Regions from separate parts of the Homo sapiens genome. Here region 1 is linked to region 2. Evidence: chromatin loops called from intact Hi-C (ENCODE). Cell type or tissue: CD4-positive, alpha-beta T cell. All regions are shown on one strand. Each heading gives the region's core, and the rest is flanking DNA. Links, peaks and the distances in the headings are about the cores only.

Region 1 (16,395 bases), core at 4,271-9,270, 190 kb before region 2:
TAATGAGCCGGTCTTATGGAAACTTGCATAAATAATAACAAAGAAAACATCCCGTCCCTCATGCCTGGGTGAGGGGATATAAAAGCTGCCATCCAGATGGCTGGCCACCGTCAGTCGTGGGGAACTCCGGCTGCGTTACCGACCTGCGAGCTGACGGGCCCGGACCATGGGGTGCTGCCCGGGGGACTGCTTCACCTGCTGCACCCAGGAGCAAAACTGCTGTGAAGAGTGCTGCTGTCAGCCGGGCTGCTGTGGCTGCTGCGGCTCCTGCTGTGGCTGTGGGGGCTCTGGCTGCGGGGGCTCTGGCTGCGGGGGCAGCTGCTGCGGATCGTCTTGCTGTGGATCTGGCTGCGGAGGCTGTGGAGGCTGCGGAGGCTGCGGGGGTGGCTGCTGTGGATCCAGTTGCTGTGGGTCCAGTTGCTGCGGCTCCGGGTGCTGTGGGCCTGTGTGCTGCCAGCCCACACCTATATGCGACACAAAATGAAGACCTTTCCCTCCACCACTGATGCAGTCCCACCGAAAGCCTCCATCTGCTCCAGGGGGACAGCCCCTCGTGTCCAGAACCTTCCATACCCCCAAGACAGTGTCTTGTCTTTCTGTGATTTGTAGAGGAGGGCTTGTTCTCCAACACCTTCTCTGGTATTTCAAGGCACCGAGAACAAGAGCCATACTCTGATGAAACATTAAAACTCGGTCACAACTAAGTGATCCCAAGCTCAAGGGTGAATCCCCAATACTTTACTTATTCACATGAAGTTCAATGTCTTGTACTATAAGACATCCTCTTCTTCAAGGTGTCTTTGGGACTGATCCTCCGCCCTGGCTTTCTGCAGCTTTGAGATGCAAAAAAGGTCCATCTTCTTTGTGAGCCTCTTAATAAATTTGAGCATGCTGGCATAACCTAATTAGTTCTCTTGCCTCTTCCTTGACCTCCCTGCTGAGGACTGGGTTAGAAAAATTCACTCTGGCATCTGCCTTAGGGTTTTTGAATTGTGGTTTTTGGATCACCTGCGTCGGAATCACCTGGGAGCTTGTTAAAACTGGAGACTCTGAGGCCCTCCCTAAGACATACAGAATCAGAATCCACCAAAGTGTGGCCTGGGAATCTGTGTTTTTAACAAGAACCTTAGATAATTCTTATGCACTGAAGTTTGAGAACCATAGATCTAGACGGAAGCTTCCGTGTGCTGCATGAGATTCACTTGAAAAGCTTTTAAAAATATAGATCATTGGGTTTTATCACTGGAGATTTTACCCGTTAGCTCTAGGGCCTAGAGTCCCTAGGGACCTGCATTTTTAAAAGCTCCTGGGTGAATGCTGATGCTGGCCACATTTAATGGTGATTGAGGGGCATGGCTTTCTTCTGCACTACAGCTCTCCTAGGATGGTTCTGCAGGAGGGCTTCAGGCTTGATCAGAACTTTCTGGCAAAGTCGGAAAGGAGGCTTTGGTAAAACAAGATTGGTTCTGAATGGAAAGGATTTCTAATGGCAAAGCTAGTGAATTCACAGTTTCTGAGGATGTTCTGCGCAGTACAGTTCCTTCTTCCAGCCTCATGCTTGGTCCAGTCTCACTTTTCTGTGCTAGGTTGTCTTACCTGGAACCAGCTACGTTTCTTCTGCCTGAGTTCTAAGGAGGAGGGAGTGAGTATACCTCTGCTAGGTAGGGCCCAGCCAAGGTGTGTGGGTCCACCTGGGAGGTTAAAACTCAAAAGACAGTTGATCAACCTTTTGTTGAAAGTGACCTTAAGCTGTGTGTGTAATAAAACTAATTTTGCTCTTGCCCTGGAAAAATAGTATTTATTTTTATGCCTACAAAGCGATGTTTCATTTGACAAAGAAAAATTTTTTTCTGATTATAAGCATAGCAATGAACTCTAAAAAATGAAAAAATACAGAAACATATAAAGAATATAGCATTCGAAGGCTCACCACTCAGAGTCTATTACTGATAAGCTTTCCAGACTGTTTTCTAAGCATAGTTATGAATAAAACTGGGATTATGTTGCTTTTACCTTTTTCTTTAAAAAATTTTTTTGTTTCATTTTTTATGGTCAACTTTATTGAAATATAATTTACATATAATAAAAAGTTCCCATTTTTAGTGAACAGTATGATGTGATCTGACATTCGTGTATACTTATGTAACCACCACTGCACTCAAGATCTTTATGGAACTTTCCATCACCCCCAAAATTCCCAGTTTGTCTTTGCAGTCAGTTCTTCCCCCACCCCCAGACCCTGGCAACCATCAACCTGTTCTTTATGTTACTACAGATTTCACCATGTCTAGAATTTCATATAAAAGAAATCATGCAGTATGCACTATTTTTCATTTTGCCTATCATGTTTTGTATCTGTTCATTGTTGCAGGTATCAATAATTCATTTTTTTTTCTACTGAATGGCATCCCATTATACAGATAAACTACATTAAAAATATATTCACCTACTTATGGGCATTTGGATTCTTTTGTGTTTCTGGCTATTATGAATGAAGCTGCTATGAGCATTCTCGTACAATTTTTTTTTTTTGGTGAACATATGCTTTGTTTTGGATAAATACTTAGCAATTGGATGGCTGTTTAAATGGTAAGTGAATGCTTAACCTTATGTGAAACTGCCGAGTTGTTTTGCAAAGTGGCCACAGCATTTTGTATTCCAACCAGCAATGTCTGAGAGTTCCAGTGTCTATGTCCTTGGTAACACTTAATATTATCAGTCTTTTTATTTCTAGCCATTCCAGCAGGTGTATAGTGGTAGCTCATTGTGTTTTCATTTTTTTCTTTCATTTATGAACCCAGCAGTATTATTAATGTCTTCTTTTGGAGAGAACCTGAGATTTGACTCTGCCTTGGTTCAGTTTCGGACTCTACTATTTGAGCCATTTTCACTCTGGCTGGAACTGGCTTCCTAGGAACTGGCTCTTTAACCCCTAAGACAAAGCCACCGCCAAAGCAGGAGCTGCCAATGGGACACACTTGTCCAGAGACCAGTGAATCTGCACTGAGTAGTTGTGATTCAGAGCAGCTGATTATTCTATTGCGCACGGTCATGCCTCCTGGATGCATGTGTGGCGGTAGTGATTTTTGAATTACTGATACAGGCTTGCCCTTCTTAGCTATCCACAGAGGTTCTCATTTATTCACTCAATAAATGCTAATCGTGTGCCTCCAATGTATCAGCTGCTGCTCTGGATGCTGGGTATGCATCTGTGAATAGACAAGGTCCTTGCCCTCATGGTGCTTATATGAGGTCAAGGGGTGATAAGAGCCATAAAGAAGAATAAAGTAGAAATGGGCTACATAGTTGAATGACCTGCCTTTTCATTTAGCAGGGAAGGATTCTTCGAAGAGATGACATTCCAGCACAATGGATGAGTTTCTTGGCTGAGAGAGTTTATGAGAAATTTGTTTGTGGGGCGGACTTCCATTCACTGCTGGTTTAGCTGAGGAAGAGAAGTGAATGGAAAAGAGAAGGGTCTCAGCATCTCCTCTGTGTTTGCCTCTGCAGGCCTGTCCAAAAGTCTTCTTTGCCCACTGCTTGAGAGCCACATTTAAAAGAATGGCACTCCCTGTTCCTAATCCTCCATTTTCAACTACCATGACCCGTCTCTCAGGTCTCTGAACCTGCCCAATTCAGGTTGTTGCCATGAAACTTCTAAGTGATTGCCACAGACCCCTAATGGTCTCCCTGCCTTCAGACTTGCCCTCAACCTCCCTTCTCCACATCCAGAGAGAGGGGACACATCCTTCTGAAAGGGCAACCCTGATCAAGTTACTCTCCTGCTTAAACCCTCATTATCATTAAAAAAATACAACTTCTTAATCATGGTCCACAAGACCTTTCATGATTGGGTGCCTAGTAACCCCTCTAGCCCCACTGCTTTTCCCTCCTATCCCCTCTGCTTTTCATCCTGGATATGTTGAACCATTTGCTGCTTCCCAAATGTTATGTGCTCTATGTCTTTGATTTCCACATCTTATCCTTTTCCTGCCTTTATGACCCCCTTTTTGTCCACTCTCTTTGAGCCTTCATATTACTTGAAAAGGCTTCTCTAATTCCCCAAAAACCATGTCCTTTTAAAAATTTTCCTTTGGGACAGAGTCTCGCTCTGTCACCCATAGTGCCATCTTGGCTCACTGCAACCTCTGCCTCCCGGGTTCAAGCAATTCTCCTGCCTCAGCCTCCCAAGTGCAGCTGGAATTACAGGCACATGTCAGCATGCCCAGCTAATTTTTGTATTTTTAGTAGGGACAGGGTTTCTCCATGTTGGCCCGGCTTGTCTCGAACTCCTGACCTCAAGTGATACACTCACCTCAGCCTCTCAAAGTGTTGGGATTACAGGTGTGAGCCACCATGCCCAGCCTCCAAAAACCATGTCAATATCTCTCCTGGGTGCCTCCAAAGTGAGGGCCTCGGGGAGCTGTCACAGTCAGGCAGTGACCTCTCAGCACTCACAGGAAGCATGGCCACCTCTACCATGTCTGGCAGATGCTGTTCTAGGAAATGCCTCTCCATACCAGCTATCTCTCTCTGCTGCATCCACCCCCTGCATCCCTCTTTCACAACACTTGCATTCTGTACCATACTTGCTTATAGATGTGTCTATCTCTCTTCTAAACTTGGGCTCCTTGTGGCCAGAATTACAACTCACTCTTTTTGTATCTATCACACAGAACCCAGTGTTGGCTGAGTTGAGTGCATAAATAAAAGAGAAACTGAGTCAATGATTGCATGAATTAATAAATGAAGGGAGGGATGAATGGATGGCACAATGGATGGCAGAATGGCTCAGCTTTTCCAAGCGAGAGCCTGCCTTTTGTGTTGATGAAAACACATGGTGGAGGCAAACTAGGCCCTTCACTGAGCAAGATGTTAAGTCCTGGAATTCAGAAACCTAGGATTCATTTCTCCCTTCATCTGTCTCAAGAGTAGCAAAGACGAGTCTTTTGTTCACAAAGTCTTTGAGAGACACACCTGAGAAGTCTCTTGTTTTTACTATTTACCCTTTGGGTCTTGGAGATTTTTTTTTTTTAAAGGAACTGTCAAAATCATTAAAAGCAAGGAAGACCCTGGAGGTCTAATGAATGCTTGAGGAAGAGCAGAAAGGCTGGGTCACATGATTTCCAGGAACAGGTCAAGCCAATGTTCTATGTTCATGGGATAGCATGGAGGACAGCGGTGGGCTAAGCTGGCGATATGTGACTTTGATGAAGTCTTCTGAGAAAGGTAGGTCTAGACAGGTTGGTGAGAAGGAGGGACAGCCGCCTTAGATCAGGGACAGACTGTGTGTGATCTTTAGCAAGTGACTGAAACTTTCTGACCCTCTGCCCCCATTTCTTCATTTCTTTCTCTTTCTTTCTTTCTTTTCTTTCTTTCTTTCTTTCTTTCTTTCTTTCTTTCTTTCCTTCTTTCTTTCTTTCTTTCCTTTCTTTCTTTCTTTCTTTCTTTCTTTCTTTCTTTCTTTCTTTCTTCTTTTCTTTCTTCTTTCTTTCTTTTCTTTCTTTATTTCCTTCTTTCTTCCTTCCTTCCTTCTTTCCTTCTTTCCTTCCTTCATTCCTTCCTTCCTTCTTTCCTTCCTTCCTTCCTTTTTTTTCTTTTTCTTTTTTTGACAGAGTCTTCCTCTGTCACCCAGGCAGGAGTGCAGTGGCTTGATCTTGGCTCACTGCAACCTCCACCTCCCAGGTTCAAGTGATTCTCCTGCCTTAGCCTCCCAAGCATTTGGGATTACAGGTGTGTGCCACCATGCCTGGCTATTTTTTATATTTTTAGTGGAGATGGGTTTTTGCCATGTTGGCCAATCTGGTCTCGAACTTCTGACTTCAGGTGATCTGCCTGCCTCAGCCTCCCAAAGTGCTGGGATTACAGGCGTGAGCCATGGTTCCTGGACCATTTATTCATTTCTAATGGTGGAGAAAAATCTCTGCCTCATGAGATTGCTGGTGGTTTTAAGCAAGATCATTGCTGTAAGGTGCAGTCATTTAAAATCCAGCCCAGTTGTTCTTTTCCCAACTGAGTTCATCACCTCTCCTCTCAATTAATCTCTGTATGTCTATTGTTGAACTTATTATTGTATTGCAGTGAGTTTGTCTGCATGCTTATCTGCCCACTAGAAGGCGAGATCCAAGAGAATGGGTGAATAGGTCTTATTCCTGTGGCATCCTCTGAATCCAACCCAGGGCCCTGTATGGAAGACTAGAAGGTGGATAAATCATAAGTTTCATTCTTCTTTCCCTGTTCACAATGCTCAGAAATATAGATTATCCAGTTTGGAGGTGAGGATGCTTCTTCCAAGACTACCTGTAGCTCTGAGGATTCCAAATTTAGCACATCAATAAATAAACACCTTCTTTACGGGTAGATAAACAGCTTCCAGATCAACAAACGGTGGTATAATAAGATGTTCCTCTGCAAACTGGCCCAAACAACAATGAGGAAAAGATGCAGGAGTCCCAAACAGAACACGCCAGTGAGGGGGTATAAAAGTGAGGGCCTCAGGGAGCTGTCACAGTGAGGCAGCAACCTCTCAGCACTCAGCACAAGGAAGCACGGCCACCTCCACCATGTCTGGCAGTTGCTCTTCTAGGAAATGCTTCTCCGTGCCAGCCACCTCTCTCTGCTCCACTGAGGTGAGCTGTGGAGGCCCCATCTGCCTGCCCAGTTCCTGCCAGAGCCAGACATGGCAGCTGGTGACTTGTCAAGACAGCTGTGGATCATCCAGCTGTGGGCCACAGTGCCGTCAGCCCTCCTGTCCTGTGAGTAGCTGTGCCCAACCCCTGTGCTGTGATCCTGTCATTTGTGAGCCTTCTTGCTCCGTGAGCAGCGGCTGCCAACCCGTGTGCTGTGAGGCCACCACCTGTGAGCCTTCTTGCTCTGTGAGCAACTGCTACCAACCTGTGTGCTTCGAGGCCACCATCTGTGAGCCTTCTTGCTCAGTGAGCAACTGCTGCCAACCTGTGTGCTTTGAGGCCACCGTTTGTGAGCCTTCTTGTTCCGTGAGCAGCTGTGCTCAACCTGTGTGCTGTGAGCCTGCTATTTGTGAGCCTTCTTGCTCCGTGAGCAGCTGCTGCCAGCCTGTAGGCTCTGAAGCCACTTCCTGCCAACCAGTCCTCTGTGTGCCCACTTCCTGCCAGCCTGTCCTCTGCAAATCCAGCTGCTGCCAGCCAGTTGTCTGTGAGCCCAGCTGCTGTTCAGCTGTCTGCACCCTGCCTAGTTCCTGCCAACCTGTGGTCTGTGAGCCTTCCTGCTGTCAGCCGGTGTGCCCGACACCTACCTGCTCTGTGACCAGTAGCTGCCAGGCTGTCTGCTGTGACCCCAGCCCTTGTGAGCCAAGTTGCTCAGAGTCTAGCATCTGCCAGCCAGCTACGTGTGTGGCTCTGGTCTGTGAGCCAGTTTGCCTCCGCCCTGTCTGCTGTGTTCAGAGCTCGTGCGAGCCACCTTCTGTCCCCAGCACTTGCCAAGAGCCTTCTTGTTGTGTCTCCAGTATCTGCCAACCCATCTGCTCTGAGCCCAGCCCCTGCTCACCAGCTGTCTGTGTGTCCAGTCCATGCCAACCTACTTGCTATGTAGTCAAGCGCTGTCCTTCTGTCTGCCCTGAGCCAGTTTCCTGCCCATCTACCTCCTGCCGACCTCTTTCCTGCAGTCCAGGGTCTTCTGCATCTGCCATCTGCCGACCAACTTGTCCTAGGACTTTCTACATACCCAGTTCCAGCAAACGGCCTTGCAGTGCTACGATTTCCTACCGCCCGGTCTCCCGTCCGATCTGCCGCCCAATCTGCTCTGGACTCCTCACCTATAGGCAGCCATACATGACATCCATCTCCTACCGTCCTGCCTGCTATCGCCCATGCTACTCCATCCTGCGCCGCCCAGCCTGTGTCACTTCCTACTCTTGCCGCCCAGTCTACTTCCGCCCATCTTGCACTGAGTCTGACTCTTGCAAACGGGATTGCAAAAAATCCACTTCCAGCCAACTGGATTGTGTTGACACAACCCCCTGCAAGGTGGATGTCTCAGAAGAGGCTCCCTGCCAGCCCACTGAAGCCAAACCCATCAGCCCAACCACCCGTGAGGCCGCAGCAGCTCAGCCTGCTGCCAGCAAGCCTGCCAACTGCTAAATTGGCTTCAGCCCCCCAATTCTTGCAAGTCAAGCCACCAGCTAGAGACAAAACTGCACTGTCCTCCCCAAAGCTCATTATGACTTAGCTAGGAGCTCTTTCTTTCTGCATTGTTACTCACAATCGGCTTACCCCTCAAAGAACTCATCAGAAATGTCAGTATCCTGATCACTTAAATGAAGGCCTTCTGGACAGTGAGAGGGAGACATTCCAGGTTCTTGTCTTCTGCTACGATTAAGCTGAGAAGAGCTGCTTTGCCACATCATCTCGGGTCTCTTTCCTGCATGTAGTTTTTTCTGTCATCATGTATGTGCTCCCTTGCTATGCATGCTTGTGTTCCTTAGGGACTTCTCCAATCAGGTAAAATATGTAACTGTCCAATAAAGGTGGCTAAGCTGAAGCAACTTGCTGTTCTCCTTGCTCTTCCATTAATGCCATAGTCTCATCAGTGACTTGCTTCTTCTTTAACAGCAGCTCCATTCAACCATCCATCCACCCACCCATCCCTCTGGCATTATTAGACAGCAGCTAGGTGCCAGGGACTGTGTTTAGCTCTAAGAATAAACATAAGAAGTCTCAGTCTTTGTTCTCAAGAAACTCACTCTCTGGTGGGCAGCAAGACAATTATGACATTCCTTTGTGCCAAGTACTTGGAGATAAGCATAGAGCACCATGAACTCAGCAGAGCATAGTTGGGGAACAAGGAAAGAATTATTGGAGAATGTGATACTGGCATCGAGTCTTTCAGTATGAGTAGGAATTAACCAGTTACAAACAGGAAAGGAAAAACTTTCTAGGCAAAGGAGACTTGTACAAGTGAATGGGGCTTGAGGGCAAATTGTTCATTAGGTGAGGCATGGGAGAGTTGTTCTTTGAGGAATGAGCCATGAGGTCAGGTCGTAGACAGTGATCTGTCTATGTGGGGTCTTGCATGCTAGACAGAGGTATTTCGGTTTGATGCAGGGCTGACATGAAAGCATCAAGGGGCTGCATGCAAGGAGGTGACAGGAAGAGCACTGGTTTTGGAACATCCCTCTGGCCTTGGTTGGTGTGGAGAACTCAATGGAAGAACATGGTTCTGGATATAGAGAGACTGGGGAGGAAAGGAAGCCAATTGTTTTTGGGTCCACAGGAAGAAAAACAAGTGGGGATCAGGGATCATACTTACAACAAAGAAGGTTGGGTAACTTGGATTTCTTGTGTGAGAATTTTGTTTATGTTCTCCTACTTCCTCCAAGACACTCATAGGATAAATTCTGTATCTTACAAAATCCAAGGACAGAGTCTCTTCAAAGCAGTCACTCCCTACACTTAGTGCACAGAATGGAGGCCTATTCCTTGTCCTCAAGGGGCAGCTTGAGTCATCATGAGCACAGTGTGAGGGTCGACCAGGGCTTCTCAACTTCAGCATTATTGACATTTTGGGCTGGGCGATTCTTTGTTGTAAAGGCTGTCCTGTGAATTATAGGATGTTAAGCAGCATCCCTGGCCTCTATGAACCAGATTCTAGTAGCATCCTTTGAGGGTGATGATCACAAATGTCTCCAGACATTGCCAAACATTGCCTGGGAGTGCAAAAATCACCCCTGTTTGAGAACCACTGGGTCAGACTATGGCAGAGGGAGAAAGTCAAAAGCAAAACTTAATCACATTGGTGTTGGAGTTACTGTCTCATCAAGCCATTGGGATTTATCATTGTCTCCTTCCAGAGTCAAGAGGGGAGTTGGCCAGCCGGATGCTGTGGCTAAAGCCTATAATCCCAGCACTTCGGGAGGCCGAGGTGGGTGAATCACCTGAGGTCAGGAGTTCGAGACCAGCCTGGCCAACGTGGTGAAACCGCATCTCTACTAAAAATACAAAAATTAGCTGGTCATGGTGGCGCACGCCTGTAGTCCCAGCTACTAGGAGGCTGAGGCAGGAGAATTGCTTGAATCTGGAAGGAGGTTGCAGTGAGCCAAGATCACTTCACTGCACTCCAGCCTGGGCGACAGAGAGAGATTCTGTCTAAACACACACACACACACACACACACACACACACACAGGAGTTGGCTAGGGTTTTGAACCTCTGTGCCAAGCACTGGACTAAGCATTTCATATGGATTACAGCAATTCTTTGAAGTAATATGTATTCTCTCCTATTTTTTCACCTATACATAAGATGCAGAATTCGAAGGACAAACAATCCAAGTGCCCATCAATGGACAATTAAATTGTGGTATATTCACCCAATGGGATATTATACTGTGAAGATGACTGGAAAATGGCGACATGCAATAGCATGGATGAATCTTACTAACATAGTGTTGATTGATATAAACAAGCTCCAGAAAACCATACGTGTGTGTATATATTTATGTATATTAATATAATGTGTGTATATATATACACACACTCAAACATATATGTGTGTATTGTTCAAAAACCACAGACACACATATGTATGAGTATACATGCATTTATACACATATGTACACACACAAACACATATATATAAAGGGAGTGATAAAATTCACGATTGTCATGGCTAATAAGTAACATGCAAATGACTAAAACCCAGTTCTTTCCAAAGCCTAGGTTCTGTATGGATCATGATATGTCTCAATGTGGTCACAGGTGTCTTTGTTGATACACTAGGTGTTTTTAGTGCCTTGAACTACAGCAAGACAGATGTTCTTGCTATTAAGAGTTTCCTTTAGGAGAAAAGAAAACAAGAGCAGAATCACTTAGAGAAAAATGGATGTAGAATGGATTGCTTTAAAACTATAAAAGTGGTATAGGATATTGGACTGAAGTTGATGTGATTTTTCAAACATGCTCATGTTCCCAGTTTGATTGACATATTTGGTAAGACTGAAAGTATTAAATACATCCTCTGGGAAGATGAAGAGCTTTGGGGGTAAATATTCAGCAATAAAACACAGTGCATGGATTCCTGCAGATTGAAAGATGCCAACATGAATACAGACAAGAAGGAGGGCAAAAGAAGTGATCCATGGTGTGACATAGAAACCAACTGTGGGGAAAAAGGCATTTCAATGGCAGGGGAGAAGGTTTTCCAGACATTGTTCTGATCAAAAATGTTTCTCTTCTTTTTAAAATGGAGGTGAAGAGGGTGCCAAGGAGAAGGCATTTTGTAGCTGGGGGTTTGCAAAGTACCCTTCAGCGTTTTCAGTATTTTCAATAATTTGTGAAGCAACCAAAGCAAACAAACACCCACAAAAAACTAACCTGAGACATGACAACGCAGTTGATGAAATCGCCATACTTTGAAGACTTAGGTAATTAGCTAACATATTCAACAGAATGAGTTAGTGGCAGAGCCAGAAATCAAGGCCAGCCCCATCTGGCTCCCCACACCGTGATCTTTCCACTCCGTCATGTGCCTCCAGCGTGAACCGGCCAGAACGTTGGCTGGTGTAGAACACCGGACCTGGTTGGTGATGCGGAGCCAGGACAAGCCCGGAGGAAAAGCAGAAGGGCCAAGAAAGTCCCTCACGAATTCCTCTTGGAAGGGATTGGTTTAACATTAACACCACTTTACAGTGATTTTTTTTATTATCACTGCTGGCGTGTTTTTATTTGTATAGAATTCATATGCTATTGATGCCCTAGGGTGGGTTTGATACTTCCTGATGAAATATTTGGTAGTTTAAAAAATTTCCAAAATTAAAAGACTGTGTTTGAGTGTATTGATAAGTAGAGGTAAGTACTCACACCAGTGTGGTCTAGCTGCTGATTACAGTCACTGGAGTGGGCGGAGGATCCCCAGGATGGGGCCTGGGCAACCTGCTCACGAGCCAGTCTGTTGCCATAGGGGTGTCAGCCTGCAGCCACTATATCAGTGTCGCCTTCTCCCTGCCTCCCCAAAGTCAGGGGGTCTAATAGGTGGTTAAGATCAGGGGTTTGGTGGTCAGACAAAGCTAGGTTTGAATTTTGTTTCTACCCCTTTTCATTTGCATAATTTTGGGAACATGATTTAAACTCTATGAGTTTTGCCACTTCTGTTTTCTTCTTTTCTGTTCTAAAAAAATCTTGAGAGGAACCAATTTGGGGGAGATTTTAAGCTTCCTAAAAGGGCCAATGAAGTTTTATATTTTAATCTTAACTTTGTTTTAAACCTGGTTTCTTCTTTATTTATTACTTTTTTTTAGTTTTGCCACTTCTAACATAGTGATGACAATTATACTTACTGAAGTCATTGTGAGGATCCAGTGAAAAATGCAGCCAAGGACTTGATCTAGTAACTATGCAATAAATGAAAGCCATTTCTATTGTTATTATTAGTAATAGTACTAGTAAACAAGTTTCAGGAATGATAAATGGGAAGGTTTTAAAAAGAGGTAGAGGCACTTAAGTGTCCCTGGGTTCCTTGGACTAATTTTCCATTTCCCGTCTTGACATCCTCTCCCCAAACTGGGTCAAGGCTTCATTTCTGATTGAATGGTGCAAAGCTGCATTCCTGGAGGAACAGCAGGGCCACTCTGGCTTGGCAGAGGCCTCCTGATGAAAGGTTAGTGCCAGGAAAGGCCTGCTTCAGTGAGGCTGGAGAGCAACCTGTAAAAGAGACAGCTCATCCAAGAGCAGGAGCAGTGTCAACGAATCCAAATGCAGCGCAGAAAACTCCCGACTCAACAGACACCTTTTCAAAGTTGAAACATCTCCCAGGCTCCTGAAGCCTGCTAATCAGATGTTTGCATGCAAATGAGTAAAAACAATAACAAGGAAAGATGCTGCATGGCGTGCCAACACCCCTAGTGAAGGACTATAAAAGCCCCTCTGTATCGGATGTCTTTCCAATGCAGGTATACTGAGCTTGCAACTTCCCAGCAAGGTCAGCACCAGCACCATGGCAGACGGCTGTTGTCCTGGAAACACCACAGCCATTCCAGCTGTGCCCACCATCACCACATACCCAGTTAAAGGTGGATTTCGACATGCTCTCTGTTTGCCTAGTTCCTGCCACAGCAGAATGTGGCAACTGGTCACATGCCAAGAAAGCTGTCAGCCATCCATTGGTGCCCCAAGTGGCTGTGATCCTGCTTCGTGTCAACCTACCCGCCTTCCAGCAACGTCTTGTGTGGGTTTTGTTTGCCAACCTATGTGCTCCCACGCAGCCTGCTATCAGTCTGGCACTGGTCAGTCTCCTTGTCTGGTTAGCTCATGTCAGCCATCCTGCTCGGAATCTACTTGTTGTCAGGAAAAGTGCTGCGATGCCAGTCCCTGCCAGCAAAGCTCCTGCCAGGAATCTGTCTGCATGTCTGGATCATGTCAGGCAGCTTGTGGCCAATCAGTCTGCTGTGATGCTGGATCCTGCCAGCCATCCTGCTCTGAAGTGACCTCCTGTCCGGAAACTTCTTGCCTACCAACCATCTGTACAGCTAGTCCATGCCAACCAACTTGGTGCCAAGGAAGTTCATGTCAACCCGTCAGTGGTGAAGGCCAGCCCTGTAAATCAACTTATTATCAACCCATCTGCTATATTTTCAAGCCTTGCCAATCAGCCCTCTACATGCCTGTTCCCTGCCAGCCATCGACTTGTGTGTTCAGTTCTTGCAATACTACTTGCTGTGTGCCTTCCCATTGCCAGCCACCTCACTGCCAACTGGTTCCTTCCACATGCTTCATCTACCAGCCAGTGGCTAACTGCCAGGCCCCTTGTTCCACAAAGAACTGTTGCAAACCAGCTTCTTGTGACACTGTGATTTCTGGCCAACCAACTTGTGATGGACCCCCTTCCTATAACCAGAGTGGCTGCAAATCAGCTTGCTGTGTGACTGGTTTAGGCACATCACCCAGTAGTGGCTCCAATTGCTTGCCGACTTCATGCCAACCCAGCTGTGAGTCCAGCTTCTGCAAGGCAACACTTTGTTAATGGAGCCCTCTTCACACCTCCTCTGAGGGTCTGCGGCTGTCTATAAATGCATAGCCATCCCTGGGTGCCTGCCTCCCACCGAGTACAAATGCTGCCTGCTTTCTAACTTTACCCTGATTCCACCTTCACATTCTCTCCAGGTGCTGACCAGGGAACTTGTCCAGGCACGAAGAGATCCTTCTTAACCGAGAATAACCTTTCAGCAACCATGGACTACCACACTGCTGCTTGCATTTCCTGATGATGTCAATTCATTTCACTTTAGCAAACCCTCTCTTGTTTCTCTTTCTTGATGCTGCCTGGTCTTTCAGAAGACCTCGTTGCTGCCAGCTGCTAATAAAAATGTGACTGGTTAAGTATAATAAATAAGACTCCTGGAGTGCTTTCATTCCTACACACACCTCTATGTAGATTTCCTTCAGGTCACATTTGAACACAATGAGCCTGAGTCATCTAAGTCAGTGGGTCTGCATTGGTCTGCAAGGGTAGCTAGTGTCTAGGATTATAGATTCTCCAGCTGGACGAGAGTAAGGGCAAACAGTTCACTGGCTTCCAAAATTTTCACCACCAAGAGTTCTTTTGAGCTGAGTGGGCTCATTTTCCCTATAGTGAGTAGACAGGAAGCCAACAACAAAAATGGTTCTGGAAAGCCACAGATGAAAACAAACATGAGGTATTGGCCATAGAGAATAGCTTAGGGTTAATTCATTTAAGATTCTTTTTTTTTTTTTTTTTTTTTTGACACAGAGTTTCACTCTTGTTGCCCAGGCTGGAGTGCAAGAGCGTGATCTCGGCCCACCGCAACCTCTGCCTCCTGGGTTCAAGCGATTCTCCTGCCTGGGACATTGTGTCAGCTGGCTAAGGAGAAATATTCATAGGATCCCTTTGTATTATCATAGAGCAGGCAATGAAGGGTGTACCTGTAGGTGAGCAGCAATAATTTGGTAACTAGCAAACAAATCTTCATAGTTCACATTTTTCTGTCACTGAGGTATACTTTGGATCTGTAGAGAGACTATTAATTGTTTTATCCCCAGTTTTAGAATCACAAGGGTCGTAGTCTTGAAAGAAGGTTCTGGGTCAAAAAAGAGGGGGATGGCCATAAGAACAAAATCTAGCACCTGAACATGGAAGGGTCCAGGTGGAGAATTTCTACCTGCAGTTGAATTGACTAATGTCAGCACTGAATCTCTTCTTGAATTGAATTCAAGAAGCATTGAATGCTTCTTGAATCCCTAGATATAGGTGGGCTTATCATTTCAACAGTTCAAGTAGCTAGATCTGTTCTAGTCTTCTAATGGGTATTTTCCTTTTATTTCTAACTATGTATGGGTATTGCCTTCAGTACCTTTTCTACCCACACACATGCACACACATATAGATGCATACAGGTACACACACACACACTCAGATACAGATGCACACACATACATGCACACACACACTCACACACAGACACACACCACATTTCAACTTAGTTGTATGGCTGCACTTAAGGTTGATTTATTTGCTCCATGATTTACAATTGCCTATAAAACATGCCTAGCCAAACCTGAGTAAAGTGCACTAAAAGACTGATTTTAGCATTTTAGCCTTCCCCATCTAACTGGCCCAGCTGATATCACCCTCTTGTTCCCCCCTGCCCTTTGGATGACTCCTGTCCCAGTTTAAATGGTTGGACTTCTGTCCTTATGTCTTTATGACCAGTGCCCTGACTTTCTCCCAGATCGGGCCTTCTCCCCAACCCGAGGAGGGACCTTAGGATCTGCTCATAAACTTACCTGATGGTCACTGGCTGAGCATCTCTCGTTCCAGTCCTCTCAATCACTGTGATTTGAGGTTCTCAGTAGTTAAATAGGTCTTGCCAATATGTGTGGGACATTCTAAAAAAAACCTTACAGATGAAGGAAAACTAACCAAAAGAGCCCGGGAATAATGAGACATCAAGGTCACTGAAGGACAAGAGTATGGGCATTTGCCTTATGACCTGCTTGGAAATGCAACTCAGAGGAGGACTTCTATGGTGGTGGTGAGGAAAAAGCACTAGACCACGGCTCAAAGGAGAAGGCTTGAGTTGCATCCTGGCCACTTATTTACTGTATGACCTTATGTAACACCAGGGTGCTAATCTATAACACGAAGAAGTTAGTTTATTCTACCTCTGAGGGCTCATTTATTTACATGATCTTGTGAGTTTGTTGATGTGTTCTGTGAGGTTCTAAATATTCTCAAACTGATTAAAACTGAAGCCTCTTGTACTTCTGGAACTGATGGGGAAGAGATTTGGAAGGATATCTTTTTAGTATGCCATAAAATAAGAAATGTGATTGACTAATTTTGAGGTCCAAAAAGAAAATTAGAAACAAAAAGGAGGAGGGGGAGAGAGGGAACTTGATATCACAAA
Region 2 (16,395 bases), core at 7,237-12,236:
GAGAGATAGAAAGATAAAGAGACAGGCAAGAGAAATATTTAACAAATATAGAAGATAACTTATTATATATCATTATTATATATAAGTATAATAAAAATGACATAATTAAATTTAAGCATATTGATTATATCCATACATATAATAGGCTCAACTGACTTTAAAAAAAGATTTTCAGATTGGCTTATGAAAAGGAAAGCTCAGCATTATGCTGTCTATAAAGAGACACAAGTGAATCAACAAGCATCAGAAGGTTAAAAGTGAAAAGGTAAAGACAGAGATACATATATGAAAATGCAAATGGAAGAAAGCAGGGGCTACAATTCTTCTATCCCACAAGTTAGACTTACACAAAAAGCATTACAGAAGACAAAGTAGGAAAAAGTATTATGCTAAAGGCTACAATCAACACATAAATATAGAGATAAAACTTCACATACAGAAGCTACAGTTAATATAAGAATAAAAATAAGACAAGCCAATAATCAAATACTCTAATCCACTATGGAATTAATGAGAGAAACTGTGGAGAAAAATTAATAAGAATATTATTTTATGTTTTTGTTTGCTTTGTCGAAGATCAGTTGGCTGTAAGTATTTGAGTTTATTTCTGGGTTCTCTATTCTGTTCCATTGATCCATGTGCCTATTTTTATGCCAGTACCACACTGTTTTGGTGACTATGGCCTTAGAATGTAGTTTGAAATCAGATAGTGTGATGCCTCCAGATTTGTTCTTTTTGCTTAGTCTTGCTTTGGTTATGTGGGCTCTTTTTTGGTCCCATATGAATTTTAGAATTGTTTTTTCCAACTCTGTGAAGAATGATGGTGGTATTTTGATGGGGATGGCATTGAATTTGTAGACTGCTTTTGGCAGTATGATCATTTTCACAATATTGATTCTACTCATCCATGAGCATTGGATGTGTTTCCATTTGTTTCTATCGTCTATGATTTCTTTCAACAGTGTTTTGTAGTTTTCCTTGTAAAGGTCTTTTGTCTCCTTTGTTAAGTATATTCCTAAGTATTTTTTTTTTTTTTTGCAGCTATTGTTAAAGGGGTTGAGTTCTTGATTTGATTCTCCGTTTGGTCGCTGTTGGTGTATAGAAGAGCTGGTGATTTGTGTACATTAATCTTATATCTGGAAATTTTGCTGAATTCTTTCATCAGTTCTAGGAGCTTTCTGGAGGAATCCTTAGAGTTTTCAAGGTAAACAACCATACTGTCAGCAAACAGGGACAGTTTGACTTCCTCTTTACTGATTTGGATGCCCTTTATTTCTTTCTCTTGTCTGACTGCTCTGGCTAGGGCTTCCAGTACTATGTTGAAGAAGAGTGGGAGAGTGGGCACCCTTGTCTTGTTCCTGTTCTCAGAGGTAATGCTTTCAACATTTCCCCATTCAGTATTATGTTGGCCGTGGGTTTGTCATAGATGGCTTTTATTACATTAAGATATGTCCCCTGTACGCTGATTTTGCTGAGGGTTTTAATAATAAAAGGATGCTGGATTTTGTCAAATGTTTTTTCTGCATCTATTGAGATGATTATGTGATTGTTGTTTTTAATTTTGTTTATGTGGTGTATCACAGTTATTGACTTGCATATGTTAAACCATCCCTGCATCCCTGGTATGAAACCCACTTGATTATGGTGGATTATCTTTTTGATATGTTGTTGGATTCAGTTAGCTAGTATTTTGTTAAGGATTTTAGCATCTATATTCATCAAGGATATTGGTCTGTAGTTTTCTTTTTTGGTTATGTCATTTTCTGGTTTTGGTATTAGGGTGATGCTGGCTTCATAGAATGAATTAGGGAGGATACCTTAATTGTCTATCTTGTGGAATAGTGTCAAAAGGATTGTTACCAATTCTTCTTTGAATGTCTAGTAGAATTCTGCTGTGAATCTGCCTAGTCCTGGACTTTTTTTTGTTGGTAATTTTTTAATTACCATTCAATCTCACTGGTTGTTATTGGTCTGTTCAGGGTATCTAATTCTTCTCGATTTAAGTTAAGAGGGTTGTATTTTTCCCTGAATTTATCCATCTCTTCTAGGTTTTCTAGTTTATGTGCATAAAGGTGTTCATAGTAGCCTTGAATGATCTTTTGTATTTGTGTGGTGTCAGTTGTAATAGCTCCCATTTCATTTCTTAGTGAGGTTATTTAGATTTTTTCTCCCTTTTCTTGGTTAATCTTGCTAATGGAACATCATTCAAAGCTGACCAAAGTATTTTTTTTAACTCCTGTCAATATGAACCTGTGGGTTCCAGTTCATATCCCCATTGGTGCTCAAATAACAAACTTCAAGTTGGTCTCTGGCTACTTTTGACGTGAATCTAGTAGATTTTTTTTAATATATATATAATAAGATATTCCAGGTTCATTTGTATATTTCCTTACCCACACTTATATTCAGCCATTTCTCCAAGGAACCCCTGTTCCTTGTAGTGAATATGGCATTTGGGACGAAAGATTGAAATGTAAAAATGATGAGTATTACTAAATTGATTATTTTCTCTCAACTTTTTCAGTGTCCACAACTAGAAAATATTTGCTTAAAAGATAAAGTACATCAGCGTTTCTACTGATAATTACAGGATTTTTACTTAACCTCATATCTTTTTCCTAAATCTCTTTTATTCCTTGCCAAAAATAACAGTTCCTTGATGTAATTACTCATTTTCTTTATTACCTAATGCTTGCACAACAATCTTGGAATAATATTGCCAATACTAATAACAACAGTGTAGTTATTGCAAACAAACTTAACAGGTTTTTGAAAAAAACATTTTGGCCTTGGGATAGTTACTTTCTCTGAAGTTATGCCTGGATATACAGTTAGATTCCATTGTTGTGGTGGTGGTTTTAGTGATTTTGAGAGATTTTAAAAATTTAATATTTTTATAAGTATGTAAAATATTTACATGGGTGCAAAGTCCAAGCTACAGAAAAAGATACATTCAAAAATAATCTAGTGTCTGTTTCTATCTTCTCTATTCTATTCCCTCCATCCTCTATGGGTCAATTTTTAAAAAACAAACATGGGCTGGGTGCGGTGGCTCACGCCTGTAATCTCAGCACTTTTGCGAGGCTGAGGCAGGGAATCATGAGGTCAGGTGTTCAAGACCAGCCTGGCCAAGATGGTGAAACCCCATGTCTATTAAAAATACAAAAATTAACTGGGTGTGGTGGTGGGCGCCTGTAATCCCAGTTACTCAGGAGGCTGAGGCAGAGAATTGCTTGAACACAGGAGGTGGAAGTTGCAGTGAGCCAAGATCGCTCCACTGCACTCCAGCCTGGGTGACAACGTGAGACTCCGTCTCAAACAACAACAACAACAACAACAACAACAAAACCAAATGTGGTTGATTCTTCCATTATTTTTTTCTTTTTTTTTCAGCTACATTAAATTACAATTGACATATAATAAATAAACTGCATGTACTTAAAATGCACAATTTGATGTTTTGACAGAAGTCCCTCTTTCCTGTTTTCTCATCTCCTCTCTCTCTATTCTTCTGTCGTTTTTTAAAGTGTAAGCAAATATACTTTCAATATTTATATCCTGGATTTTTAAAACATTGTTGCAGAACAATTGTACACATTTTCCTCCACTGCTTTATCGTCTCCTAACAATATCTACTGGAGATTAATTTATAGTAGCCTATAGAGACACTCCTTATTCCTTTTGACAGCTGCATAGTACTCCATCATGGGAAGGCACCACAGTTTATACACCAGTACCCTATTGAAGGACACCTGGGTTGTATCCAGTGTTGTTGTAGTTTTTAGTTTTTTTCCCAAATAGAACTCTTATGAATCGTCTTGTGCAATATCTTTCATATATTTACCTGAGTATCTTTGAGATATTTTATGGAATTGGGATAGCTGAGTCAAAGAATAATGCTGCTAGTTATTGCCAAACCTTCACAAGACAAATACGAGCATGCCTATTTTCACATCATCTCACTTCCAGAGAATGCTATCAGATTTTGAATTTTTGATAATCTAACAGGTGAGAAGTATCGTACCATATTATTTCATTTCTCTTACTATGCATGAGATTGAGTATATTTATATGGTGGTAAAATATTTGCATTTTATTTTCCCATTAGGCTGTTGGTCTGTTTTCTATCTATTTCCAGAAGCCTTTTTTTCTTCTTCTTCTGTCACCCAGGCTGGAGTGCAGTGGTGCAATCTTGGCTCACTGCAACCTCCGCCTCCTGGGCTCAGGCAATCCTCCCACCTTAGCTTCCTGAGTAGCTGGGACCACAGACCACAGATGCATGCCACCTCGCCATTTTTTTTTTTTTTTTTGCTTTTTTTTGTTTTTTTGGTAGAGATGGGGTTTTGCCAAGTTAACCAAGTTGGTCTCAAATTCCTAACCTCAAACAATCCGCCTGCCTTGGCATCCCAAAGTGCTGGGATTACAGGTGTGAGCCACCGTGTCCAGTCTCAGAAGTCTTTTATATACTATTAACCCTTTGTCCGTGATATTAATTGCTAGTTCTTTTTTTATTATTTAGTCATTTGTGTTTTTACTTTGTTTATGATGGTTTCTTACCATACATTTTTTTTTTTTAAATTTTACTTTAAGTTTTGGGATACATGTGCAGAACATGCAGGTCTGTTACATAGTTATACATATGCCATGATGGTTTGCTGCACCTATCAATCCGTCATCTGGGTTTTAAGCCCGACATGCATCAGGTATTTGTCCTAATGCTCTCCCTCCCCTTGTCCCTCACCCCCGACAGGCTCCAGTGTGTGATGTTCCCCTCCCTGTGTCCATGTGATCTCATTGTTCAACTCCCACTTAGGAGTGAGAACATACCTTGCATCTTTTTAATTATAAATAATTGTTTTTAAATATCAGGAGGGATTTAATTGCAAAATGTTCATGCGCAAAATGTTCCTTGAACACTCTAGGAGAGACGCCCTTTCCCTGTTACAGACTGTGTGACTTCAATCTATCTGGGCCTCAAGTACCTTGGATGTAAAGAATTTAGAAAAATTGTGTCTACATAGCAGAATCCTTGTGAAGTATAAACAAGATAACAATTATAGAGGACTCAGAAAATTCCTGACACATAGTAAGCACTCAAAAAATTATAACTATTAGTATTGTTTCATCTTTCATTGGAAGTGTACAGATTAAATACATAATTGTTATTTTGTTCACTAATCACACCATTCTCTAAATAGTTGCTAAATTCTTTCCTATACATGTTTCTTATTTGTCTTGTTTAAGCTTCTGTAGGACAGAAATTAAACTTGATCCTTTGTTTCTTTTCTCCATGTATCAAGCAAAATATCTCCAACATACATTGTGAGAAAAAGCAGCTTTCGAGTATGAGAAAATCTACTTTCAATAACACTTCAGTTAAACACATTCAGTGGGTATCTTGACTTACCAACAAAATAGAACAAAAATGTTCCTTATGATCCCCATCTCTGAAGAACATGCCAACAATAATTTATAAAGGGACCTATCATGCCAATGTATTTTTACTTGTAAAGCAATGAATCATTGCATTATATCTGTTTCAAGCTAAATAGAGTCAATAACATGAAACAGGAATTTCAGTGGGATCTTTTATATCTCACTGACCAGCCACAAAATTCAAAGGAATCACAGTGTTCCTTATTATACACAAGTTACCTCCTATCACCCCCCAAAGATGAATCTTTCATCACATTTTCCTACCAGCATTCTATGTAATTTATTTTTAACCTCTTTGAGAGCAGAGGAGATTTAGTCATCATAAAATCTATTTTCAACTTATTATCCAGGAGTCAAATAAATAAAGAATTAACTTATGAAATCCAATCAAACAATGTCATGTAATGGGTCTACACATCAGAAGACACATCAGATGAAGGAAGGAGAATGAGAGCTGATTCACTTGGCTTAACCAAATTGGATAGCTCAGAATACAACAGGAAAAGGAAATGTTGCCTTTTCTATTTATAGAAATATTTACCAGATAAGGACAACTATCTAATTTACTAAAAAACAACTGATTCTCTATTAGTAATGTGCAAACCACAAGATTATTCACATTGTCATAGTGGTTCTCAGCAGGGTATAAAAAGCAAAAGAGAGAACAAGGAGAGATCAAACTCAGAACACTCACTCTCCTGGAAACCCACCGAGAACCTCCACCCTCTGACACCATGGTCAACTCCTGTTGTGGCTCTGTGTGCTCTGACCAGGGCTGTGGCCTGGAGAACTGCTGCCGCCCCAGCTGCTGCCAGACCACCTGCTGCAGGACCACCTGCTGCCGCCCCAGCTGCTGTGTGTCCAGCTGCTGCAGGCCCCAGTGCTGCCAGTCTGTGTGCTGTCAGCCCACCTGCTGCCGCCCCAGCTGCTGTCAGACCACCTGCTGTAGGACCACCTGCTGCCGCCCCAGCTGCTGTGTGTCCAGCTGCTGCAGACCCCAGTGCTGCCAGTCTGTGTGCTGCCAGCCCACCTGCTGCCGCCCCAGCTGCTGTCAGACCACCTGCTGCAGGACCACTTGCTGCCGCCCCAGCTGCTGTGTGTCCAGCTGCTGCAGACCCCAGTGCTGCCAGTCTGTGTGCTGCCAGCCCACCTGCTGCCGCCCCAGCTGCTGCATCTCCAGCAGCTGCTGCCCCTCTTGCTGTGAATCCAGCTGCTGCCGCCCCTGCTGCTGCCTGCGTCCAGTCTGTGGCCGAGTCTCCTGCCACACCACTTGCTATCGCCCAACCTGTGTCATCTCCACCTGCCCCCGCCCCTTGTGCTGTGCCTCCTCTTGCTGCTAAATCTCTGCTGTGAACACACCACTTCCTTATTACGTCCTTTCCTACAGATGAAGGCTCTCATTGCAAACATGCGGACTGTTCAAGAGAATTGATCTGGGTCCCATAAGCAAACCTCATCCTTAGAAATTCTGTATTTGCATTCTACCTTTTGTCCAAACTCCCTTCCTTCCAAAGGAATTCATTGACAATCTCCTAATAAATTGACAAATTGTCCTCCAACATCCTCCCACCTCTTTGACTTCAGGACATTTATTCATCATGCCTAAGGAATTTGAAGATTGCCTCCATCATTTGTAGGGCCACAGATCTTAAAGCCTCCAACCTTGAAGTCCAGTGAAGTCTCTCTCTTAAAGTCTTTTGCAAACATTTTTGTACCTTGTTATTTCCATGTACCAAAATAAACCTCTATTCTATTGGCACTGAAAATTGAATATGATTCTTATTCTCTTTTTAAAAAGGGTTTTATATTTAGGTCCTGGGTGATTACATTTAACTACACCTGTAGGGCTCACAGCACAGATTAGTCAACCTTCTAACAGAGGTCAACTGACATCGATCACTGCCTAGTTTTTTTCTAGAAAAGTCTTTTCAGGCTTAGGCAAATCAATTAGTCATTTTGTATTCTTTAGACAAAAAGAGTGAAGCTGAAGTCATGAAATATCCATGAATATAACAACAGGGGAAACGTTTTGAAAGATTGATCACAACTCATCATCTTTTAAAAAATAATTTCAACTTTTATTTTAGAATCAAAGAGTACATATTCGTATTTGTTACATGTTGTGTGATGCTGAGGTTTGGGCTACAAATGATTCTGTCACCAGGTACTGAGCAGTGGGTCATTTTTAGCCCTTCCTCTCTCCCTCTCTCCCCCCTTTTTGGAGTCCCCAATTGTTCTCATCTTTGTGTCCATGTGTATCCAATGTTTAGCTCCCATTTGTAAGTGACAACATGCAATATTTGGTTTTCTGTTCCTGGAAAAATTTGCTTAAGATAATGTCCTCCAGCCACATCCATGTTGCTGCAAAGGACAAAATTTCATTCTTTTTTATGGCTGTGTAGTATTCCATGGTGTGAAAATGTCACATGTTCTTTATCCAATGCACTGTTGATGGGCACCTAGACTGATTCCATGTCTTTACTATTGTGCACAGAGCTGTGATCTTTTAAAACACTGTATTTCAATTTCTTTTTTTTTCCAGTAAAAGCAGCTATTAGGTGGTTTAGCAAAGTCCATGTATTTTCTACTGAGTCATGTGTAATGAATCCTCAACACAAACACAGTGGATCTCCTTCATTCTGACTGGCAGAGTTTCAATGGGGAGTTCATGCTGCCATGTAGAGAGGGCCACCTTCACGGCCAGGCAGGTGATGGAAATGAAGGAAGCAGGCCTAGTGAAAACTCACAGGTATGCTGGAGACTGATTTTTTTTCTTTTCGTCCAAAGTCATGCCCTTTTTTTAGGATGAAACTATAAAGACCCACATTTCTCCCCAACTAGGGATGCCTCTAATGGGTCATCTCATCTCCAGAACTCCCTATAGGTTCATCTGAGACTTCCACGGAGATTGCCCTGCAGTTTGATTTATCCCAGTGTCAAACTTGATCTTTCTCTCACTTTCCCTTCCTTTCCCTTCCCTTCCCTTCCCTTCCCTTCCCTTCCCTTCCCTTCCCTTCCCTTCCCTTCCCTTTCCCTCCCCTTCCCCTTCCCTTTCCCTTTCCCCTCCCCTCCCTTTCCCCTCCCCTGCCCTCCCCAGTGTTAATCCCAAGAGCATGCTTCAATAAACCTCCTGCATATTGCTCTCCATCTCAGTGACTGCTTCCTGGGGAACCCAGCCTGTCCCCCAAAACAATTTGAAATTCATGATAGCTAATTTGAGAGCTCAAATGACTGACTGAAATGTACTTTTAATATTTTAGTTCCTGAAAGAAATAAGAATGTAAACATAATAGCAGAAAATATATTTAACAGAATATGTAGAAAAATTATGAATTTTATATAAATCACATTTATTATTTTCTAAGGATGTTTAGATCATTTATACACAAATATATGCTCTTTAAACATTTAGACAATACAAAAGAATGTGACAATGTGAACAAAAGTAAGTTTCCCATCATGATCTTTGCCAATCCCATTCAATACCTAATGTTGCAAATTGAGATACATCCTCATTAAATGCATGCATAAAACATGTATGTATTTATTTGAAAACTTGGCTTTCGTTGCACATCTCTTGTTCTGACATTTATTCAAACATTATTTTATGTCCTTCCGGAAATGTTAACATTTTCCTTCACAAAGGCTTGGCAGATTTATTTACATATTTTTCTATTTACTCTTGAGAACTGTGAGTACATGCTTCTTTTTTTTTTTATTATACTTTAAGTTCTAGGGTACATGTGCACAACGTGCAGGTTTGTTACATATGTATACATGTGCCATGTTGGTGTGCTGCACCCATTAACTCGTCATTTACATTAGGTATTTCTCCTAATGCTATCCCTCCTCCCTCCCCCCACCCCACGACAGGCCCCAGTGTGTGATTTTTCTCCATTAAATTTTAGAGAGAATTATTGCTAGTGTATAAAAAGTCTATGGATTAGTATAAGTTCATATTTTATCTGATCTCGCGATTCACACTAATACCCAGCTGACTCTACAGGATTTTACAGGTGTGCAATCATGGTGGCCAAGTGCCTCCAGCCTCAGGCTTGTCCCTGGGGTTCGTCCCCAGCTGCCCACAGTGGGGGCCTTACCATTAACACAAACACTGTTGGGATTTTCTACCTTTCCTGTCTTACTTTCACCGTTTCCTCACTTGTGCTTCCTGGGATCATCCCCCAAATAAATTATGTGCACTCAGGTCTTTTTCTCAAGGTTTGCATTGGGTAGAATTTAAGCTAAGACAACAGATTATCAGCAAACATTTTTGGCTGACTGATACGAAACAGGAAATAATAGTTATTTCAATCAACAAGAGTAAAACGAGGAAGTCAGGAGGTGAAGGAGAACCAGTGCTACCATCTGGCGTTTACTTCCTTCCTGTCTTTTTACTGTGTGAATATAGGCATGCACGTTCAACACTGTATTCTTGGTTATCTATAAACAAGTCTCATTCTATAAATTGAATCTTGACTTCCGCAGTTTCCACGTATGTTATTTATCGGGTGACATGTTACCTATCACACAAATGAGTTTAGTCTTCCTGAAATGAAATTATGATTTCTTTGTTTGGGATGTTTTCCTCCCTTTTATCCAGAAGTCAAAAGATATATACATTTTTTAAAGGACCTTACATGCCTCTATGTCATCAAAAAAACCTTCATTCACTCAACAAACATTTACCACCAGTGTTCTCTGTGCTGAGTATCATGGTAACGAGAATAAATGCCATAGCGCAAGCCTTCAGGGTATTTGCATTGCACGTGGTGGAAAGACAGAAGTAAATGACTATGATACAGGAGAATGTATAAATTATGAGCACAAGGCAGGAAATCATGATACATGAATGGGGTAGCTTAGCAGGAAAGATATTATTGAGGAGGAAATATTTTAACTGGGTCTTGACACATGAGTAGGAGTTTGCAGAGTGGACAAAAAAAGATGAAACATTCCAAGAAGATGAAGCAGTTTCAGCAAGCTTAGCAAATTGTATTCTTTACGGCTTTCTTGGCTACACTAAGACATATTAGGCTTACTTTCTCTTTAACCTTGGACAAGTTGTTTGTTTGTTTGTTTTAAGTTTTTAATGCTTCTTTTGAGTATTCCCCTAAAAGACTAATAAGAATATAAACTAGTTCATAAGGTTCTATTAAAGCGTGAAAATGAAACAAATGTAAGATATTTGGTACAATGCCTGCTACATAGTCAATACTTCACAAGTAATATACATACCATGAGGGTGTATGGAACTTATCCACATATTATACATTTCTTATTTTAGTTGTTTAATGAAAATAATTGTAATTCTTTTCATTTCTGCCAAACTGTTTCCTATCCATGTGTCTTATGCAAGTACCTGCAAGAAAAAGTTGAGGGTTTATCTGTTCTACACCCAGAGTACCCAATAGAACATCTTGGATGCATGTTATTGAAGGCTTAATAATTCTAAATATTCTTTATATATAACAAATGCTTTTGTAAATGAAAAATCCATCATGCAATTTTGATGATCAAAGATTAATCAGGCTGGGTGTTGGGGGCTCATGCCTGCAATCCCAACACTTTGGGAAGCCAAGGCAGGTGGATCACGGGGTCAAGAGATCGAGACCATCTTGGCCAACATGGTGAAACCCTGTCTCTACTAAAAATACAAAAGTAAGCTGGGTGTGATGGCGCAAACCACCTTACTCGGGAGGCTGAGGCAAAAGAATCGTTTGAACCCAGGAGGTGGAGGTTGCAGTGAGCAGAGATCATGCCACTGTACTCCAGCCTGGCGACAGATTGAGAATCTGTCAAAAAAAAAAAAAAAGATAAATCAAAACTTCCTACTCATAATGCATATACTGTAAGACATACAGCAAAATGTGTTTTTACCCTTTAAAGGCAGTGAGTCATGGGTAAGTACTTTCGCTGGAGGCTGTGGAATAAGATCTGACAGAGTTTAGAACTTCTTGGGATCTGACCATCTGCCCGACCATCCGAGATGCACACATGGGATCAGAGTCATCCTCATTACAGATGGGACATCCTTCCCCAAATGAGTGCTTCCTTCTAATTCCTTCCCAACATTTCACCTGACCAGGACATTCTTTGACAACAAAAGATACATTCACATTATAAAAATCATCCCCCATGATTTGCAGACAGCAATCTGCAGGTAGGAGGGAGAGTCACATTTAAAAACAAAATGTCAGAGAGTCCTGTGACCAGTGCTTTGTAAAAGACACTGCATAGACCAGGGACAAAGGTGACTCCCCACTAATGAAGAAATATGACATGCATTTCCAATGGAAACACAGGAGCACAGCAGGAAAAGGAAATGGGTTATTTTCTCTGTTTTGGAGTATTTAACTGGAAACACAATGATGTAATTACATGATTAATTTTTCCAGTAGGTAAATAATAACAAGGAAATAATGATGTGGTGGCAATGGGCCTTCAGGAGGGTATAAAGGGACTACAGGCCCAGGAGACTTCCAAACACAAGAACTTCACTCTCCTAGAAACCCAACTAGATCCTTCACCCTCTGACACCATGGTAAACTCCTGTTGTGGCTCCGTGTGCTCTCACCAAGGCTGTGGCCGAGACCTCTGCCAGGAGACCTGCTGCCGCCCCAGCTGCTGTGAGACCACCTGCTGCAGGACCACCTACTGTCGCCCCAGCTGCTGTGTGTCCAGCTGCTGCAGGCCCCAGTGCTGCCAGTCTGTGTGCTGCCAGCCCACCTGCTGCCGCCCCAGATGCTGCATCTCCAGCTGCTGTCGCCCCAGCTGCTGTGTGTCCAGCTGCTGCAAGCCCCAGTGCTGCCAGTCTATGTGCTGCCAGCCCACTTGCTGCCGCCCCAGATGCTGCATCTCCAGCTGCTGTCGCCCCAGCTGCTGTGTGTCCAGCTGCTGCAGACCCCAGTGCTGCCAGTCTGTGTGCTGCCAGCCCACCTGCTGCCACCCCAGCTGCAGCATCTCCAGCTGCTGCCGCCCCTCTTGCTGTGAATCCAGCTGCTGCCGCCCCTGCTGCTGCCTGCGTCCAGTCTGTGGCCGAGTCTCCTGCCACACCACTTGCTATCGCCCAACCTGTGTCATCTCCAGCTGCCCCCGCCCCTTGTGCTGTGCCTCCTCTTGCTGCTGAGCCCACTGCCCTGGCTCATCTCTCCCTTCACTGCAGGCCCACAGTTGTAGACCATTCTTCTGTGCTGACTATTAGGACACATGGAGTGGGATTGATGTCATTCAGCAGGGTGGACTTCATGTTTCCAATGAGCCCATCACCATCCCACTGACTCTGTGAGAACATTCTGGTTCATTTTAAACTCCCTCCCTTGCTTTCTTTCTCTTCCAGTCATGGCACCAAATATGAAATAATTTGTAATCCACTAGCTAAGAAATTATTCCAATCCTCTAAATTCCTCATTTTTTAAATCGTTTTGAGCCTACAGAATATCCTTCCCAGTGAGGTACACATTATCTCCATTTCAAACATATTATTTGTCTGTCAGCCTTTCAGTCATTCTTTTCTCTTGGAAAGGTAGGAGGCTGCCCCTCCCATGCTCTCCTGCTTTCTCCCTGTTCTCTCTTTGTCTCTGTTTGTTCAAGTTTGCCAGAATTTTTCTATTTTATTGGTTCTTTATCTTTATTGTGTTCACAAAATATATTGTATTAAACTTTTCATTTAGAAATCTTTTATTGTTTTTTGCATTTTTTTGTGATAATTTTCACTGAGTTTACTGATTCATGGGGGTGAGGTGGGAATGCAGTAGAAGGGGATTCTCAAAGCATGATTCCAAAGTAAGACTTCAGGGATGAACTCATAGTGCCAAACTGCTCCAATGTCACGCATAAACTAAAATAAAATAGAAGCTTTTGATTGTTTCAATTTGATATATGGAATGCTTTGGGATAGGTAAAGCCCCAGTATTGTTGTTTGTAAGTTCATCCATGATTTTAGAACTTATGATATCATGGTAATACTCCTCACTCTTCTGTGTCAAATTTAAAAGGCACATCTCATCCTACTGCATTCCATCTTGATTCAAATCAGTTAAGGCAGACTCCAAATGTTATATAAGGGAATTTTGTTATTTTGTTGTCGGTGGACCAGTTCAGGTTCTTGAATTTGCTGTGCAAAAGAATTTGAGAGCAAATCCAAAGTAAGAGTAAGCGAAGAAATTTGTTGCAAAGCAAAAGTACTCTTTGAGAGGCAGAGTGGGGTGCTCAGTGGGAGAGACAGCAGCTAGTGCTGTAAGAGGAATTCCTTTTATGGGAGCTATACGTACATAATCATAAAATACTGGTGAGGTCAAGTATGCAAAGGCAGACCTGCGGTTGGCACATGTGCTCAGGATCCACGTGGTCTAACACCCATCGCATGTATCATTAGCATATGAAATCTCCGCCTTGGGGTGTTTTTCTTGTTGTGGTTGTTTTTACTATTAAAATGAGGAAATGGTTACTATAAGCTGAACCTTGATCCTAGCTGTGCATGCAGGACCCCAGAGAAGTCCCTGCCCACCCTCCCAAACACCCCACCCCAGGAAGGAATTTGTAGTTAGGAGTTTCTTGGGCTTTTGGTGCAAATTGGCTAGAGATTGGGGAAGCTGCATCAGGAATAAAGGGCTTTTGCTCTCTTTCCCAGGTTGTACTAGGTATCAGGAACTTGTAACCCTCTGGTGGGTCTGCTTCGATTCTGTAGGACCCCTTATCTTGTGAAAGAGTTAGGCACTGATGCACAAAGGTTCAAGTGAAAAGAGCTTGCTGTGAAAGGATCCTGCTGGGCTTCACACAGGGGACAAGTCAGTATGGCCTTGTGAACCCCCAAAATCGGAGACAGGTCTCAGTTTATTTAGAAAGTTTATTTTGCCAAGGTTGGGGATGTACACCTGTGACACAGCCTCAGGAGGTTCTGAAGACATGTGCCCAAAGTGGTCAGAGCACAGCTTGGTTTTATACATTTTAGGGAGACATGAGACATCAATCAACATATGTAAGATGAACAGTGGTTCCGTCCGGAAAAGGCGGGACAAGTCTAAGCGGGGAGGGGCTTCCAGGTCATAGGTAGATAAGAGACAAATGGTTGCTTTCTTTAGAGTTTCTGATTAGCCTTTCCAAAGGAGGCAATCAGATATGCATTTAACTCAGTGAGCAGAGGGGTGACTGTGAATAGAATGGGAGGCAGGTTTGCCCTAAGCAGTTCCCAGCTTGACTTTCCCCTTTACCTTAGTGATTTCAGGGCCCCAAGGTTTATTTTCCTTTCAAATTTCCCCCCTTTTCTTAAAAATCTTTTTGAGAAAGCCTTTTTGAAGAAAGTCAGTCTTTGGTCTCAAGTTTCATCTGATATCTCATGGCTAGGATTGTTTATTCCTAGAAAGATAATTCCTGAGTTATTAGGAAAGTTCATTTTTAGCAGGTTGTGAAGTTTCATGTCCTATGAAGAGAAAATAGGGGGAGGAAGGGAGAAAAACAAAAATAAACAAAAGAACAATCCTGGAAAATCAATATGGGCCACATTACTCTGAAGTCCATACATCAGTAGGCAGGTATGAAAGTGGCTTATGTATGTAAACAGGTTGCTGGTATTTTCTTCTGAAGTTTAAATTCTCTAGCTCCAGTTCGCAGGGCTTTACAAAAGCACAGATGAGTTTTCAGTGACTCCAAATTAGGAAAAATGGGGGAAAGAAGAAGAAAAAAAAACTGAAAACAATCTTTTGAAGACCTGTAGCCAAGAAAAATTAGAATTCAGTGGAAACTGTAGAAAATAATAAAAATGGGAAAACATTAGGCAAGACTAGAATCTAACAACAGGTGTATTATCATTTTTTGAAACATAATTCTTCTCTCTCCCATTTCCCATTTTTACTAAAGACAAATCATGGCAGGGCTGATTTTCTTTATTATACTTGACCTGATTATTTGTATACAGCGCAGCCATAGTAATACTTTTTTTTTGCATAAGCTTTTAAATTGCCTTTGATGGAACTGAAGCAGGATGTTTCCCTGACCCCTTTGTGGGACTTGTGACGGGTGCCTCGTTTATTCAGCCTGCCACTCTCAACTCCTTGCAGGAGCGAGCATGCAAGCAAATGAGGCAGGAACTGGAGTGCACGTGTGCTGGAATCGGCACTGCAGCACGGTAGGATCAAACTTCACTCACTGGGACCTGCTGCAGTCCCCTGCTTGTGGGAGGAAGCATGCAGGTGAATCAGTGCAGGAGCCAAAGTGAGTGCTTTTGGCCACCGGCAGGAGCAAACTCTGTGTGGGCCCCACAGCAGCATCTAGGTGGGGGTGCCTGCGACCCCCATAGCCCCAGAGGGCATGTTACAGTGTTCTTTTAACTCTGCCTTCCATGGATGGCTTAAGTGTCAACAGCTCAGTGAGGCCTCTGCCTTTTTGTGTGAGGCAGCTGCCCTCCACCAGCAAGGGCAGAGGGCCAGTGTGACAGTCTTTTGTATCTGCTCTCCTGGCTCCCAAGCTCTTGTCTTGTGTCCAGGAAAAGTGAGGTCACATGAACCAATCAAAGGATGGTAAATGTGGGGGATTTTGTTGCTGATGAAAGTGGCTCTTAGCAGAAAGCGGAGCTGAAAAAGGATGGGGTGGGTAGGTAATCTTCCTCAAAGTTAGGCTGTATCCAGCTGGATTCTTCTCCAAGATTACACCATCAAGCTGTCCCTCTGAATCAAGCTGCTTCTCTCTGACGTCCAGCTGTAGTTCCCAATGTCCAGCTGCTTCTTGCCTCTGCCAGCTGAGTCTGGCATCTTCACAGGCATAGGATGGACAGGATGGAGCCATGAGTGGTTTAGAAAAAGGCAACTTTCAAGCAGGAAAACAGGGATATAAGTTCTCACTTTGGGCCGTGGTTTAAGGCTTTTCAGCTTGAAGGTGGGGTTTTGTCAGAGACCTACCCTTTTCTGCCTAGAATTTCTCAGCCCCCTGTCCCTATCAGAACTTTGTTCCATAGAAGGAATT

What was found. Peaks named below come from ENCODE experiments on the same cell type or tissue, not always from the same donor. Only the 100,000 strongest peaks of a DNase experiment are listed, where the experiment ranks them.
Region 1: a loop joins it to region 2, with 5 times the contacts of the local background. A loop is called at or near these places in 7 of 110 quality-filtered maps.

Annotation. Positions count from the first base shown.
Region 1 is chr17:41,299,422-41,315,816 of GRCh38, reverse strand. It overlaps KRTAP16-1 (keratin associated protein 16-1), which reads left to right and starts at 6,508. Exons shown (of 1, transcript NM_001146182.2): 1 at 6,508-8,117. The coding sequence starts at 6,564. The coding sequence ends at 8,117. It overlaps KRTAP29-1 (keratin associated like protein 29-1), which reads left to right and starts at 12,966. Exons shown (of 1, transcript NM_001257309.1): 1 at 12,966-13,991. The coding sequence starts at 12,966. The coding sequence ends at 13,991. It overlaps KRTAP17-1 (keratin associated protein 17-1), which reads left to right and starts at 107. Exons shown (of 1, transcript NM_031964.2): 1 at 107-905. The coding sequence starts at 167. The coding sequence ends at 484. In CD4-positive, alpha-beta T cell, for the core only: no CTCF peak of the experiment used is centred there; a DNase peak (open chromatin) is centred at 7,216; H3K4me3 peaks cover 1,375 bases; H3K27ac peaks cover 2,499 bases.
Region 2 is chr17:41,113,898-41,130,292 of GRCh38, reverse strand. It overlaps KRTAP4-11 (keratin associated protein 4-11), which reads left to right and starts at 11,920. Exons shown (of 1, transcript NM_033059.4): 1 at 11,920-13,112. The coding sequence starts at 11,978. The coding sequence ends at 12,565. KRTAP4-12 (keratin associated protein 4-12) reads left to right here and starts at 6,111. Exons shown (of 1, transcript NM_031854.3): 1 at 6,111-7,202. The coding sequence starts at 6,171. The coding sequence ends at 6,776. RefSeq lists an enhancer at 6,431-6,984. In CD4-positive, alpha-beta T cell, for the core only: a CTCF peak has its summit at 9,807 (motif pointing left); a DNase peak (open chromatin) is centred at 9,772.